Regions from separate parts of the Homo sapiens genome. Here region 2 is linked to region 1. Evidence: chromatin loops called from intact Hi-C (ENCODE). Cell type or tissue: Calu3. All regions are shown on one strand. Links, peaks and the distances in the headings refer to the core of each region. The heading gives the core; the rest is flanking DNA.

Region 1 (8,334 bases), core at 326-8,325:
ATTTATTGCATGCAAATAAAAAACTGCTCAACAAAATAAAACACCACATATTTATTTACTTCCCTTTACAGCAAAACCTATTGGAAGAAATATCTATACGAGCTTTCTTCAGTTCTTCTATGATGCCTTTCTGAAATAGCCCCAATCAGATCTTTTTTGCCCAACCATTTCAGCAAAACTGCTGAAGATATTCACATTGTTATAGCCATGGTTAAGTCTCAGATGTCATCTTACTTGGGATATTGGCAGCATTTGACATAGTTGATCATCTCTACCTTGCAACCCTTTCTTCACTTGGTTTCCAAGATACCACACTCTCCTCATTTCCCTTCTTCCTCACTGGCCACTGTGCAAAGCTGTCAGTTCTCTTGAAACTGCTTTGTAGGTTCAATGCAAATCCAACCACAATTCCAATAGAGTTTTGCCTGTGTGTAGATCATGACACATTAATTCTTAAATTTATGTAGAAGTGCCAAGACTAGCCAGGACACTGATACTTATTGTAATGGTATATTCAGATGGCACGATATTTTTGCAAGAGTAGACAAATCGACCAATAAAAAAACAGTGATCTCGGAAACAGTGTAGACACACTCGTGTAGACACAGAACTGGTGACCAAGGAAGTGTGTTAGACCAGTGGGGAAATGATTGGATTTTGAATAAATAGAACAATTGGTTACCCGCATTGAAAAATATGAACTTGGATCCCTACTTTACAACACAAATAAAAATAATTCTAAGTGGGTTTAAAGCCTAAATGCGAAGGGCAAAACCAAAGCGCTTTAAGAATACAATGAGGCAGGGCCGGGTGCTGTGGCTCACTCTTGTAATCCCAGCACTTTGGGAGGTCTAGATGGGCGGATCAGGAGTTTGAGACCACCAGCCTGGCCAACATGGTGAAACCCCGTCTCTACTAAAAATACAAAAATTAGCTGGGCATCCACCTGTAGTCCCAGCTGTTTGGGAGGCTGAGGCGGGACAATCGTTTGAACTCAGGGGGCAGAGGTTGCAGTGAGCCGAGATGGCACCACTGCACTCCAGCCTGGGCCACAGATCGAGACTCCATCTCAAAAACAAAACAAAACAAAAAACAAGGCAAAACACCTTCGTATACTCATGGTAGCAAAGTTTTTCTTCATCACGACACAGAAACAACCATAAATGAAAATTACGAAACATTCAGTGACCTTAAAATTAGGAATGTCCATTGATCAAAAGACACCATAAAGAGAGTGAAAACCTTATGTAGTAGGTTGCTATGAATAAAAGCAAAACAAAAAGGAGTGAAAACACAAGTGAAAAATTGGGAGGAGATAATGGAATCACATATAACTGATGAAGGGCTCAAACCTTAGATGCCAATAAGCATCTAAATAAATTGTGGTATATTCGCAGAATGGAATATTGTATAATGAGAATGGAAGATCCATAACTGCACGAAAGCATACAGATGAATCACAAAAAGCCAAAAAAAAGCTTCCACACTGATCCATTTATGCAAAGTTCACAAGCAGGCAAAACTCATGAATTACCACCTAAATGGTGACATTGTAAAGAAAAGCGAGGGGCTGATTACCAGAGTCAGGATAGTGTTCACCTCTGGCAGAGGGAGGGATGTGGCTGAGAAGGGGCCCAGAGGACTTCTGGGATGTCAATAATGGTTCACTGCTTGACCTGGGAGACTGTTCATGGATGTGCAATTTATTCATCATCATTAAAACAGACTTATGGGCTGGGCGCGGTGGCTCACACCTATAATCCCAGCACTTTGGGAGGCTGAGGCAGGCATATCACTTGAGGTCAGGAGTTCGAGACCAGCCTGGCCAATGTGGGGAAACCCCGTCTGTACTAAAAGTATAAAAATTAGCCGGGCGTGGTGGTGGGCGCCTGTAATCCCAGCTACTTGGGAGGCTGAGGCGGGAGAATCACTAGAACCCAGGAGGTGGAGGTTGCAGTGGGCCGAGATCGCACCACTGCACTCTAGTCTGGGCAACAGAGCGAGACTCTTGTCTCAAAAAAACAAAACAACCCCCCCCATACATTTAGGTTTTATACACTCTTATGCAAAGACCTCACAAGTGAAGCAGAGTGCAGTGGGAAGTGGGAGTAGCATGAGTGTCCGAGACTCCTGCACACAGGCTTGCAGAGACTCCAGCCTCCTGGTGTGAACCACAGTGTAGGCGGCCTCCTTCCTGCAGAACAATCCCTGGGCTCCGGGTCTTGCCTTCTGTTTGTGGAGATCGACTAGTGGGGAATCCTCTATCGTGTGCCCCTGACACCAGCCATAGAGTGGGGCCTCTTGGGATGGACAGGACCTGCCCATATTGTCCTCAGATGTTGGGGTCCATCTCCCCTCAGGCCTCATTCACACCCACAATAGCCCAGGACACATGGGCTTTGGGGCCTGGTGGGCCTCATAAAAGCCTGGAACCCCGAGCCCTGGTGGTGTGACCTTGGGCAAGTCACCCGTCCTAGACCAGCCTCAGTTCCCCATTCATAAAGGGGGCTAATGCCCATCAAGCAGGGTAGGTGCAGGCTTTGGGGAAAACGTTGTACTGCCCTCCTCCTGAGCCCATGTTAGACAGGTCTTATAGTCAAGGCAGGGTAGGAGGGTGGACAGGAACAGGGGCTGGAGCGACACAGTTTGGGACTAAATTGCCCAGGGTCACACAGTGGGCAAGTGGCTTCAGCCCTCTGTGCCTCCCTTTGCTCGTCTGTCATCAGGGTAATAACTTTTCCTCCTCACAGGGTTAAGTGAGGAAGAGGTGAGATGACTCTTCAGTCACTGAGCAGTGCCAGGCACAGGGCAAGACTGAGTACACGCCCGTTGTCATTCCCCCTGGCTGGAGCTCTTGCAATCACTGTTATGCCCCCACCCTGCCCTCTCCCATTAATCTGTTAATGTGGTGAATTACATTGATAAGTTTGTACATCTGTCTTTTAAAATTGAGACGCAATCTTGTTCTGTCACCCAAGCTGGAGTGCAGTGGCACAATCACGGCTCACTGCAGCCTCAACCTCCTGGGTTCAAGTGATCCTCCGACCTCAGCCTCCCGAGTAGCTGGGACTACAGGCACATGCCACCATGCCCAGCTAATTTTTATATTTTTACTAGAGACAGGGTTTTGCCATGTTGCCCAGGCTGGTCTCGAGCTCCTCAGCTCAAGCAATCCACCTGCCTCAGCCTCCCAAAGTTTTGGGATTACAGGCATGAGCACGTCCAGCCTACTTTTCTCTCTCTCTCTCTCTCTCTCTCTCTCTCTCTCTCTCTGTCTCTCTCCTTTCTTTCTTGACGGAGTCTCGCTCTTTCTCCCAGGCTGGAGTGAAGTGGCACATTCTCAGCTCACTGTAACCTCTGCCCCCTGGGTTCAAGAGATTCTCCTGCCTCAGCCTTCTGAGTAGCTAGGATTACAGGCATGCACCACCATGCCCGACTAGTTTTTGTGTTTTTAGTAGAGACAGGGTTTCACCATGTTGGCCAGGCTGGTCTCGAACTCCTGACCTCAGGTGATCCACCCGCCTCAGCCTCCCAAAGTGCTAGGATTACAGGTATGAGCCACCACGACTGGCCCTACTTTTCTTTTTTAAAATTTTAGTGGTCAGTTACTAGATAAACTCTATTTTTATCACCCATTTACAGGTGAGGGCCTTCCATGTTCTTATCAGCCCTGAGCTCAGCCCTTTGCCGAGGCCTTCCTGGTCCACCTCTCCCTCCTCCTTGTGACTAGGGCCAGCATCTTAGTCTCACAGTGGCCCCTTCTCTCTCTGTCCTCAGCCTTCAGCCCTGCTATCACCCACCCGCATCCTACAACCCCTCTGCTTCCCCTCTTCAGTGTTTTTTGTCCAGGATGAGACCAAGTCCAAACCTGAGCTTCCTGCTAAGTCAAAGTGACTTTTTCCTTTCAGTCAGGGAAGCCTGACTAAAGCGTCTGGTCCCACGGTGAGGTCTTGGTGTCTCCAACAGCGCAGCCATGGACGGCCACCCTACAGTGATACCTGCCTTTGCCAGCAGGGGGCATCTTATCTCCAAGACAGGGAAAGCCTCAGAGAAGACGGGAACAGTCTTAAACGTTAACTGCTTGTAGGGTCACAGGCCTCAGGGTGCATGAGCTCCAGGCTGGGTGTCCCTTGGAGCCTCCCTCTCTGCATGTGGACAGGTGGGGGCAGCCGAGGGCCTGGCTTTTACTGTTGTTCGGGGTCTTCTACAGATGACTCTCCTCCTCCTCCTCTTCCTCTTTTTCCTTCTACCAGGAACTCATTTCCATCACTAAAGAGAGGTTCTCATATTTTTAATCCTCTTTATCTCACTTAAAGGGTCCATTATAGGATTTTTCCACAAGATGCACTGGCTCTGAGGCCTGTGCCCAGGGCAGGTCAGGCTATAGATTGGCCAGGTTGGCCAGGTTGGCCAGGTTGGCTGAGGGCACCAGCCTGGATCCTGAAGACACTGGAGACAGCCCCAACAGAGCCTGGGGCTCAGGAAAAGGCCACCAACCCCCCAGCCAGATCCTGGCCAGCTGCCAGCTCCGCCTCCACCCAGTCCTCTCCCAGGGCCTGAACGCCGGGTCTAGAAGCTCCAGGCCTGGTGGTCTGGGGGAGACACGGGCCGGGAGGATCCCTCGAAAGAGGAGGCAGGAGACAATCTCTGTATGGCTTGAGGGATGCACAGCTGTGGGGTGAGGCACGCCCCACCTAGCACAGGCCCACTGACACTGCTGTGCAGCTGCAGGCCCAGCTGCTGCCCTCTATGGGGCTCAGTCTCCTCACCTGTGCAATGGGCATCATTACACCCCCAACGTGCAGGGGATGCTCGTGAATGGAGGGGAGCCGAGGCGTTGAGAAAGTAGATTTGGCTCAAGAGGAGGAGGAGCAGGTCAGGGTTGGTGGGGAAGGATGGATGCGGCCACCTCAGGCATGGCCGGGGCTGCCTTCCTCAAAGTGCTCAGGACAGTCAGGTGGGGGAAGTTCTGAGTCTGTGAGCAGAACCGTGGGCTGGGGACCAGGTGAGGTTGTCTCTGTAGTGTTCTGGGGTGGCCAGCCACTGTGCCACTATTCTTTCCTGTTGGTCCTCATCTCTGCCCACGGGGAGCCCCAAGATGCTCCAAGAGCTCACAGTGAGCTCATGTGAGTTACTGTGACCCACATGCAGTCATTACAGCCATGTGTCATCATCACAACAGCCACCAGGTTAACACTTGGATAATTTATCCAAATAACGACTCACCTGATGTGATTTGCATGATATGCCATCATTTATTATTATACTCCTATTGGATGTTTAGGTAGTGTTCGATTTGCTTTTTTGCCACTATAAACTATCTGTGGTGAGCATTGTTTCCCATATATGTAAACTTGGGAGAGACACAGGAATGTTTATATAGTAAAACTATTTGTAATAGCAAAATACTGGAAACAACCCAATTATACATCATCAGGAAATGCATAAGTAAATTATGCTGTATTGACATCATGGAATACTACACAGCTATGAGATGGAGTGAACTAAGGTACACAAAGACACAATGTTAGGTGAAAGAAGCCAGATACAAAAGAGGAGATGATATATGCTTTTCATATATGGCTCAAAACCAAACAAAACTAGTATTTAGGCATACATACACCTGTGTTAAAACAGTTTTACAGAAAACAAGGATTCTGGCCAGTCGCGGTGACTCACGTCTGAAACCCCAGCACTTTGGGAGGCCGAGGTGGGAGGATCACTTGAGTCCAGGAGTTTGAGAGCAGCCTGAGCAACATGGAGAACCCCATCTCTACAAAAAATACAAAAATTAGCTAGGCATGGTGGCATGCGCCCATAGTCCCAGCTACTCAGAGGCGGAGGAGGGAGGATCACTTGAGCCTGGGAGGCAGAGGTTGCAGTGAGCCAAGATCGGGCCACTGCACTCCAGCCTGGGTGAAGGTATGAGACCCTGTCTCAAAACAACAACAACAAACAACCAAACAAGCAAAACCCCACACAAGGATTTTCAACTGCTTGATTGATACCATTTAAAAAATTTATTTAAAAAATTGTCACAGTAGAATTTACTTTGGGGGAGTTTCTATGAATTTTAATATGTGTAGATTCATGTAACCACCACTGTAATTAGTATTCAGAACAGTTCTATTACCCTAAAGAACTCCATTGTGCCTCCCCTTAGAGTCACTCCCTCTCCTCACCCCCTCACCCACGCAACACTCCATCACTACATTTTTTTTTTTTTGAGATAGCGGCTCACTGCAGCCTTGACCTCCTGGGCTCAAGTGATTCTCCCACCTCAGCCTCCCGAGTAGATGGCACTACAGACACATGTGCCACCACACCCAGCTAAATTTTGTATTTTTTGTAGAGATGGGGTTTCGCCGTGTTGCCCAGGGGTCTCGAACTCCGGAGCTCAAGTGATCCGCCAACCTCGGCCTCTCAAAGTGTTGGGAGTACAGGCGTGAGCCACTGCAGCTGGTCAGGCCTTTCAATTACAATGTTGAATAGCAGGAGTAAGAGTGGACATTCTTGCCTCATTTCTGATCTTAGGGAGAAAGCATTTAGTTTTTCTCTATTAAGTATGATCTAAGCCAGGCAGGGTGGCTCACGCCTGTAATCCCAGCACTTTGAGAGGCTGAGGGGGGGTGGATCATGAGGTCAGGAGATCGAGACCATCCTGGCTAACACGGTGAAACCCCGTCTCTACTAAAAATACAAAAAATTAGCCAGGCGTGGTGGCAGGCGCCTGTAGTCCCAGCTACTCGGGAGGCTGAGGCTGAGAATGGTGTGAACTCGGGAGGTGGAGCTTGCAGTGAGCTAAGATCGTGCCACTGCACTCCAGCCTGGGCAACAGAGCGAGAATATGTCTCAAAAAAAAAAAAAAAAAGTATGATCTAAGCTGTAGGTTTTTTTTTTTTTTTGGTGGATGCTTTATATCAGGTTAAGAAAGTTATCTTCTTGTTTGCTAAGAGTTTTTTTTAAGATCATGAATCAATGTTGAATTTTGTCAGAAGCTTTTTCTGCATGACATGATACGATTATGTGGTTCAGTTACTTTCGAATGTCAGTATGGTAGATTGCATTTATTGATTTTTATTTTATTTTATTTTAATTTGTTTTACTTTTTTGAGACAGAGTCTCTCTGTCACCAAGGCCGGAGTGTGGTTGTGCTGTATCAGCTCACTGCAACTGCCTCCTGGGTTCAAGCAATTCTCGTGTCTCAGCCTCCCAAGTAGCTGGGACTATAGGTGTGTGTCACCACACCTGACTAATTTTTGTATTTTTAGTAGAGATGGGGTTTCCCCATGTTGGCCAGGCTCATCTCGAACTCCTGGGCTCAAGCGATCCCCCCACCTCAGCCTCCCAAAGTGCTGGGATTACAGGCATGAGCCACTGCACCCGGTCACATTGATTGATTTTTGAATATTGTGTCAGTTTTGCATCCCCAGGATAAGCCTCACTTGGTCATGGTGTCTTATTTTTGTATATTGGATTTGAATTGGTAATATTATGTTGAGGATTTTTTTTTCATCTATGTTCATGAAGGAAGTTGGGCTGTACTTTTCCCATACTTTCTTTTTTTCTGGTTTTGGTATCAGGGTAATGCTATTTGAGAAGTGTTCCTGTCTTATTTTTTGAAGAGATTTTGTAGAATTGGTATTATTTCTTCTTAGATGTTTGACACAATTTGCCAGTGAAACCATCTGGACCTGGCAACTTTATCTTCTTCTTTTTAAAAAAGACTTTTTTTTTTTTAAAGAGCAGTTTTAGGTTTACAGTAAACCTGAGAGGAAGGTACAGACATATCCCATATACCCCTCACCTCCACACATGCACAGCCTCCCCATTATCAGCAACCCTCACCAGCGTGGTGCATTTGTTACAATTGATCATTATCACCCCAATGATACATGAGGTATCATATTGGCCTGAAATTTTCTTTTTTTGTTGTGTCTCTGCCAGGTTTTGGTATCAGGATGATGCTGGCCTCATAAAATGAGTTAGGAAGGAGTCCCTCTTTTTCTATTGTTTGGAATAGTTTCAGAAGCAATGGTACTAGCTTCTCTTTGTAACTCTGGTAGAATTTGGCTGTGAATCCATCTGGTCCTGGGCTTCTTTTGGTTGGTAGGTTTTTAATTACTGCCTCAATTTCAGAACTTGTTATTGGTCTATTCAGGGATTCGAATGCTTCCTGGTTTAGTCTTGGGAGGGTGTATGTATCCAGGAATTTATCCATTTCTTCTAGATTTTCTAGTTTATTTGTGTAGAGGTATGTATAGTATTCTTTGATGGTAGTTTGTATTTCTGTGGGATCAGTGCTGATATCCCTTTTATTGTTTTTTATTGTGT
Region 2 (8,334 bases), core at 283-8,282, 550 kb after region 1:
ATCTATTGAGGTGTATGATATTTCTCCATTAAGCTGTTAATATAGCATTCCTAGAATAAGCCCAATTTAATTTGTGATATATTGTCCTTTTATGTATTACTGGTTCCTTTTCCTAATGTTTTGTTTAGGATTTTTGCACTTTTGTTCACGAGCTTGACCTATAAATTTTTAATACTCACTCCATTCAGGCCTTGGTATCAAGGGTATTCTGGCTTCATAATATGAGTTAGAATGTATATTCTTCTTTTATTTTTCCATATAGTTCAGCTAACATTGGAATTCTTTCTTAAATGTTTGATAGAATTTGCCAGTGAGGATATCTGGACCTGGAGTTCTCTCTGTAGGGAAGTTTAAAATTGAATCAATATCTTTAGTCACATTAGGACTATTTCAGTTTTCTATTTCTTCACTTTGGGTTTTATTTTTCTAGGATTTTGTCCATATTATCTAAATTTTTGTTATACAAAATAGTCCATAATATCCTCTCTTTATCCTCTTAATGCCTGTTTTCATTCATAGAACTGATCATTTGTGTCTTCTCTCTTGTATTCTTGATCAATGTCAGGGTCTTTTCAAAATAAACTAACTTTTGGCTATCCTATTTTTGTTTTACATTTTGTGAATTTTGGCTCCCACGTTTATTCTTTTACTTTGTGTTTAATTTGCTGTTTTTAACTCCTTGAGATAGCTGTTTAGTTCATTAATTTTCAGTCTTCTTTTTAATGTATACTTCATAACTTTCTCTCTAATGAGGGCTTTAGCTGCAGTCCACAAATTATGATATTTAGTATTTTTGTTATTCAACTCAATATTTTCTAATTCACATTATTTCTTTGAACGATAGATTACTTGGAAGTGTATTTCTTCCAAACATTTGAACACTTTCTAGCTGTTGTTGTGTTACACAGTATAGATAACTGACAATATCTGTTTACAAAAGATACATCCAAAACATAAAAATTTACAGAAGTTGAAAGTAAAAGGATGGACAAAAGATATTCTGCACAAAATAATTAAAATAGGCTTTAAGGCAAATGAGCATTACTAGGAATAAAAAGGGGTATTTCACAGAGAAAAGGTTCAATTCACTAGGAAGATTTGATTTTAAATGTGAGCCTAATGTGGTTTCAAAATATGATGGGAAAATTGGCAGAATAGGAAAAGAAGTTGGTAACTGAGAGAATAAGCAGACAAAAAGCAATAAGGAGGTGGGGCTCTTCCTTACTGGCAAACTAAGCACTTGGCTTTGTCTGCCTTTAAGGTAGCCTAACACTGATTCTTACCCTGAGGAGGGGATGTGGAGCAGACCTGCTGGTGAGCTCCTGGTCTTTCCTTTAGGTTGTACTCCTCCCAGTCCATCACCAGGTATTGGAACTGCTGTAGGTATGCAAGGAAATCTAATACAACCTGGACATCATTTTTACTTTCTACATGTGTCACCTGGTGGCAAGAGAGAGGTGGCAGATAGAAGGGAATGGCCTCATAAACTGGGTGCGTCATCACAGCAAGGAACTAGTTTTAGAGATTCATTGCAAGCCGCAAAGGGCAGACATTTATTGAAAGGATGCTGGAATGCTTCAAGCTGACTCAGGAAGGATGGGGCCCAGGGCGACCCTCAGTTGTATGGGAACCACGCTTCCTCCTTTCAAGGGCTCCTGATTCCTGAGGACCAACTCCTGCTGCTAACCCTAGGAGGCCTCCCCATCCCCTCCCTGGAGGAAGGGGTCAGGTGGAGAGCTGATGTCCCGTGCTGAGCAAGGAGAATGTTGCTAGGGTATGTATACTCAGGCAGCACAGCCACACAAGCCAGACAGCGTGCACTAGGCTACAGCCAGCCACCACCAGGACTCGGGGACTGGACTCTTCCTAGAACACTCTTTCTCCTCCGACCCATGTCCTGATGCCTGCCCTGGGCTGCACTCTCTGGGACCAGCAGCTACAGCCCGACACCCTCGAGCCATGCCCCAGGTCTGAGCCACTTACTCTGGGCACACTCTTCATGGGCTTTGGGGTCCTGCTGCCCAGTGCCAGCAGCCCCTTGGCACAGGGGTTCCCAGAGGCCCCTCAGCCCCATGTCCAACCCCTTCTCCCCGCTGGCAGCTAGCTCCACAGGCTTCTTTCCACTTCCACCTGCTGCCCACCTGGGGACGCTGCCAGGGCTTAAGGGTCTTGGGACTGTGTCCTGTAGTTTAGGCCCCCTCTCAGCTGTAGGGGAAGTGCCAGCTGTAGGGATGGACTTGTCATGCCTCATCCCTCCAGCTGGCCTTGGAGAGAAGAGCTGGATTGTGCCCCCGGGCTGCTCAGCATCTGCTGGGCCAGAAGGCTGGCTGCCAAGCCATCAACCCACCTATGGCCTTAGGAGCCCAGAAGGAGACAAGGAGCAAGCCCAGACCCTGCAGAGCGCTGATAAGATGGGCCAGGGACATGCCTCTCCAGGCCCAGCAGCCTTGGGAGCCACAGCCGCTTCGGAGCTGGGGTCCAGGCCTCCCCAGAACTGCAGCTGGAGCTTCATCCTTTTCTGGGAAGGGCAGGACCTGGGGTGGGAGGGGAGACTGGGATGGGGCTGGAGGCAGGCTCGGCTGCAGAAAAGATGGCCTGTCACAGCTTCTGCCTGCACTCCTCAGGCAGGCTCCTTGGAGGGGACATTTCACAGCCTCAGAAACATTTCTGGAATTGGCACCCACTTGGCCCCCAGCTCTGTAGTGGCTGGGGGAAGCCTGCATGGAAGAGGGGAAGAATAAGGGAGGAAGATCAGAGCTGTAAAAGGGGATACAAAGCCTGTACTCTACGACCATTGTGTCAGGCACAAGGTACTATTCCAGAAGCCTTTGCTGAAGTGCAATGGATAGTACCCTGGATTGGGGATCAAAAGAACTGAGTTGGCTTTTGATTCTACTTCTGAAAAACTTTGTATAATAACATGTAGATGATCCTCTTTGAGTCTTAGCTTTATTGCTTGTAAAATGCAGATAATTCCTCCCTCCCAAGGATTCTATATAGATTGAGATAAAAAAAGTGCGAATGTGCAAAGTAAACATCTAGGCCTGTCCTAAAGGCACTGTGAACGTTGGTTGCATCCAAATCTGAATTTTGTCTGGGACCAGGGTCAGGGACCAGAATACACCAGAGCTGAGGGCCAGCCCTACCTGAGAACCATCAACAAACTTACCCCACATCCCATTATACCTCCTCACTCCCTGCAGCCTGTCAGCTTCCCCAATCTCCCACACTCACTGTCACCTGGGGCTCTGGTGCACCAGATGACACTACTTGCTCCCTGGTACACAGGTGAGTGCAGCCAGTGTCATACCCAAGGCCTCTAAATGAGGTCCACAGGCAAGAGCCATCCCAGCCCACATCTGATATCCAAGATGCAATGCTAAGTGGAAAAAGCACTGTAGAACAGTGTGTGGAATATGGTCTTGTTTATGTGTGTGTGTAAGATATAGGTATAAAATATACTTCAATATTCATAGAAAATTTATGGAAGAATACACAAAAATTGTTAACAATGGTTATTACTAGTTCTACAGGGATGATAAACAGGGAGGGGTGAGGACTGTATCTTTACTAATTATCATCATTTGAATATTTTTGCCATGAACATGTGTTACTTTTATAATGTAAAAGCACTTAAAATCAAAAGATGTAGATAGTAAATTAATATGTAGATATAGATAGATGATAGATGGACAATAGCGGTAGATAAATGATATGAAAATAGCTAAAAGCTAAACCAGACAGATATATCTGTGCATTGGTTTCCTCACGTGAAATGGTACCTATTTCATAGGATTATTGTGAGGATTAAATGACTTCATACGTTCGAGTCCTTGGAACAGTGCCTGGCACACAGTAAGTGCTCAATAAATGTTTTCTTTCGGATAATACTGGTGTGGAGATGGTGGAGGAAGACAGGCTGGCTCGATGTGATAATCTCTTTCGCCATCTTGTGGTCAGTGGGGCACAGGCCACACAGCAACATTAATGCCAATTAGCAGCATGGGTTCACTTTGCACGTTTTCAATCCTCTTCATAGGTAAGTGTAGGAGTTCAGGCCTTAGGGATGGAGGACCTAGGACTTTTAAAATCGAAAAAGAGCTTAAAGAAATAAACAAATAACTTTACAAATGGGTAGCCAGAATAGGACTTAGAGACCCCTACTCTAGTCATCTTTGACACCAGATGCTCCTGATCCCTAGTCCTGTCAGTGTCAAAAAGAAAGCAAATTGGCGGTCCCCTGTTTTTTGTTTTGTTTTGTTTTGTTTTGTTTTGTTTTCAGGTTCCTCTTTTCCTGTCAGGCTTCTTAGTTGTATCAACAGAACCAATTTTAGCTTACCCAGAAAAGGGATTTTTGAACACCTATTGAGTAGCTCAGGGAAACCTCAAAAAGGCCAGAGAATCTGGTTTGGGAGCTAGGTGGCCACGAGTTGCAATCCTACCCCCTCTGCGGACAGGAGCTACTGAGGCTGAGTCCAGCACCACTAGGATATCTCTTACAGTTGTTTGTGAAAACTCAGTACGGCTGCTTGTGAAAACTCAGTGTCTCTCTGACACTGTCACCAGGCATAGCTTCTTCTGTTCTTCTGATTTCCGCTGGTCTCTTCACGTGTTTCTCCTGATTCAAAATCTGAATGGGGAACATCTAATTGGTGGAGCCTAGGGCTCACACCTCTCCTCTAGGCTGAGTTCTGGTTTCCACCTTAGGGAGGAAGGACTCTTTTTTTTTTTTTTTTGGAGACAGATTCTTGCTCTGTCACCCAGGCTGGAGTGCTGGAGTGTAGTGGCACAATCTCAGCTCACTGCAACCTCCTGGGAGGAAGGACTCAATGCAGGGCTTCTCCAAAATTTAAAAGGGCTATTCAGAAGAGCCTGGGTAGGACAGGGGATGATGATGCTCTGACTTTGGGAAAACAGCATTGAGCATGTGTGCTTCAGAGTCCCACATCCCTTCTCCAGGTCCTGTCTATCTAGCTGTAGGTTCTACATATGACCCAGGCAGTACTGGGAATCTAGGTCTGTTTGACTCAGTGGTCAGGCCGGGTATGGTTGCACATGCCTGTAATCCCAGCTACTCGGGAGACTGAGGTGGGAGGATGGCTTGAGTCCAGTAATTCAAAGCAGCAGTGAACTATAATCATGCAACTGCACTCCGGCCTGAGTGACAAAGCAAGACCTGCCTCTTAAAAACAAAAAAATGGTGGTCAGACTCCATATTGATTATTAGGGGACAGGTCATGGTGATACCAGATGGAAGGATTTTTTTGGACAGGGAAGTCCATGGGGGCGGTGGGGCACAGGTTCCATGGCCGACTGGTTTACCACTGTATTCAACAGCAGCTAGCTTGGTGCCTCAATACATGACTGAAAGAATGGTGGAATAAGAGAACAAACTAAGCTGGCCACCTTCCTTCTGTAGTTGTAAAATTTCACTGACACTTAGGGCCCCTAATTTCGGAAGAAACCTAAGAGATGTGTTTTGGAGGTGTCTTGTTAGATAAGGGAGATCAAGAAAGGTAACTCCACTCATACCAAGCTACACCTTCACGTAGGGTTTCTGACTCCCATCCAGGAGGTGACTCCCCTCCACATTTAGTGTCTCCACTCAGAGGAAAAGAACAATCAAGTGTGTGCTACAAGATTCTACTGTCCATCCACACATTTTCTTTCTTTCTTTCTTTTTTGCAACAGAGTCTCACTCTGTCACCCAGACTGGAGGGCAGTGGCAGGAGGCTCACTGCAACCTCCGCCTCCCAGGTTCAAGCGATTCTCCTGCCTTACTCTCCTGAGTAGCTGGGATTACAGGCATGCAGCACCACACCCGGCTAATTTTTGTCTTTTTAGTAGAAACGGGGTTTCACCATCTTAGCCAGGCTGGTCTTTAACTCCTGACCTCAGGTAATCCACCGACCTTGGCCTCCCAAACTGCTGAGATTACAGGCGTGAGCCACTGCGCCCGGCCCATCCAGATATTTTCTTGAAACAATTCTGCACTTAGGACATATTTCCAGGAGAAATTGATGAAACATTCCCATAGTGGAATTGCTTGAGATTGCTGGGCCTCAAGGTCTATTGGAATCTAACTTCAACATCCAGCTGATGGGTCAGCCTGCGGCCTCCATATTTCCTTCTATGAATCAATGATGGCAAGTGCCCATCTCTGGCCACGCCAGCTGAAAGGCACAGACCACCAGAGGGAGCAGGTGTGCCTCTTCCATGGTGGAACATGGCACTTCCTGTTTGCCGCCCCCCCCAACCTGCCCTGCTCTGGAAAACACCACTGTTGCTTAGCAACAGGGAAGGCAGTCATCCAGGGCCCCATGTTTCTATCAGTCACCAACCCAAGTGAGACATGGAATGTAAAGGCCTGCCTTCAGATCACATCTACTGTAGCACTTTGGAACTTGCTGGCCACTCAAAATGTGGCCTGTGACCCTTCAACATTTCAGGGGTCCCCAAGACCACCCAGACATTCAGTGAATTAGCTAGGACTCATGGGACTCAGTATATTATTGTACTCATGGCTGTTATTACAGCAAAAGGTTATACAATATGATCAGCAAGAAATAGAAAGAACAGGTGGGGTCTGCAGAAGTCCACGCACAGGCTTCCTCATGCTCTCTTTCTCCTGTGAGGGGGCCCATAGAGCACATCCTTCCCCAAGAATGAAAATGCACAATATGTGGGTAATGTTTTGCCCAGGGAAGCTCACTTAGTGCCCCAAATTTTTACTAGGGTCTGGTCATTAGGCACCCCCTGCCTATTATGTACCCAAGTTCCAGACTCTCGGAAGGAAAGCAGGTGTTCAGAATAAACTACGTTGTTGGTACAAACTGGTTAGGCACTGTGAACCACCCTTCTCAATTAGGGAACATGTCAACTGCTGTCTTAGTTTTCTATTGCTGCCATAACAAATGATCACAAACTTAGAGGCTTAAACTGTATAAATGAATCGTCTAACAATTCTGTAGGTCAGAAGTCCAGCTTAGGTCTCTGGGCTGAAATCAAGGTGTTGGCAAAGTTGTGTTCCTTTCTAGAGGCTCTAGGGGAGAATCCATTTCCTACTCATTCCAGGTCGGCAGAATTCAGTTTCTTGACATTGTAGGACAGAGGTCCCTGTTTCCTTAGGCTGTCATCTGAGGGCCATTCTCAGCTTCTATAGGCCACCACATTCCTTAGCTTGTAGCATTTTCCTCCACCTTCAAAGCCAGAACAGTGAGTCGAATCCTTCTCAAGTCACATCTCTCTGGCCACAGCTGGGAAAGGTTCGCCACTTTTATGGTCTCCTGTGATTGGATTGGGTCCACCCAGTTAATCCAGGATAATCTTCCCATCCCAAAGCCCCAACCCTTAATCATGTCTACAAAATCCTTTTTGCCATGTAAAGTAACATATTCATAGGTCCCAGGGATTAGGACGTGGACATCCTTGCATATCCAGTATTTTGCCTACCACAAGTGCCAAGTTCCTAGATGCCAGCCAAGGGTCTTTCTAAATATAACAGTCTCAGGGATGCTATGTTAACTCTTTTCTGCATACTCATGCATATCTAAAGGAAGGTGACATCATGAGTGATAGGGGATACCCTCTTCCAATATCTTGTAGCCCCTTTCATGCTTAAAATGTCTTGGACTTCATAAACAACTGGACCCGGGGCTCAGCCCACAAAGATGCCTTATAACCCAGATTCCAATATGGCATACACATTCTGACCTTGGGACTGCGCAGTGCTATCCCTTTCCTGCTTCAACCTGGACAGGAGCCAACGTCTAGGAAACTGTTAGGTTACGTTCTCTCAAGCATAGGACTTGACAGAAAATATATTTCAGTTTAAATTCTTAGCTATGTACCAAGAGCAAGTTATTTGTTCTCTGTAAGTCTCATTTCCTCATCTGCTTCCAGGTATAACACACTGTCTTATAGATTTAAATGACAGAATACATACAATAAGGTATGTGTAAGGCAGTGCTTTCCAGATCACAATGGCTAGTGTGCTAGGAGATGGAACATCCAGTAGGAACAAAAACAAGACTAAAGTCTCCTGTTTCAACATGGAGCTTCCTCTAGGGGGAGAAAGAAGAGAAGAGGCAGAGGTTCACTTTTAGGATCTGCCTGGGTCTTTTTTTTTCCTCCTGAGCTCATCACTTTATTGACAAACTTATTTCTCCTTCTTCCTGTGAAGGTGTGATATTGTGAATGATTAACCTTTGTTTTTCACCCCAAGCTCCAGCTTGCCCTTGTACTCTTGGCCCTGCTGCAGATGACAGACCCAAGGCTTCTGCCCCAGGGTAGAGTTATTTCAGCAGAAATGCAAATAGAATCAAAGAGCCCAAG

The links. Hi-C counts contacts between places; a loop is a spot of excess contacts. Peaks named below come from ENCODE experiments on the same cell type or tissue, not always from the same donor. Only the 100,000 strongest peaks of a DNase experiment are listed, where the experiment ranks them.
Region 2: a loop joins it to region 1, with 11 times the contacts of the local background. A loop is called at or near these places in 13 of 110 quality-filtered maps.

The regions. Positions count from the first base shown.
Region 1 is chrX:49,288,055-49,296,388 of GRCh38, forward strand. It overlaps PPP1R3F (protein phosphatase 1 regulatory subunit 3F), which reads left to right. Exons shown (of 4, transcript NM_033215.5): 4 at 1-36. Among named protein-coding and RNA genes, the nearest start is that of GAGE10, 11 kb to the right of the region's middle. RefSeq lists an enhancer at 3,921-3,970. In Calu3, for the core only: a CTCF peak has its summit at 4,056 (motif pointing right); a DNase peak (open chromatin) is centred at 4,027.
Region 2 is chrX:49,834,657-49,842,990 of GRCh38, forward strand. No RefSeq gene overlaps it. Among named protein-coding and RNA genes, the nearest start is that of PAGE4, 9.5 kb to the left of the region's middle. RefSeq lists enhancers at 1,511-2,011, 8,110-8,334. In Calu3, for the core only: a CTCF peak has its summit at 3,966 (motif pointing left); DNase peaks (open chromatin) are centred at 3,955 and 6,225.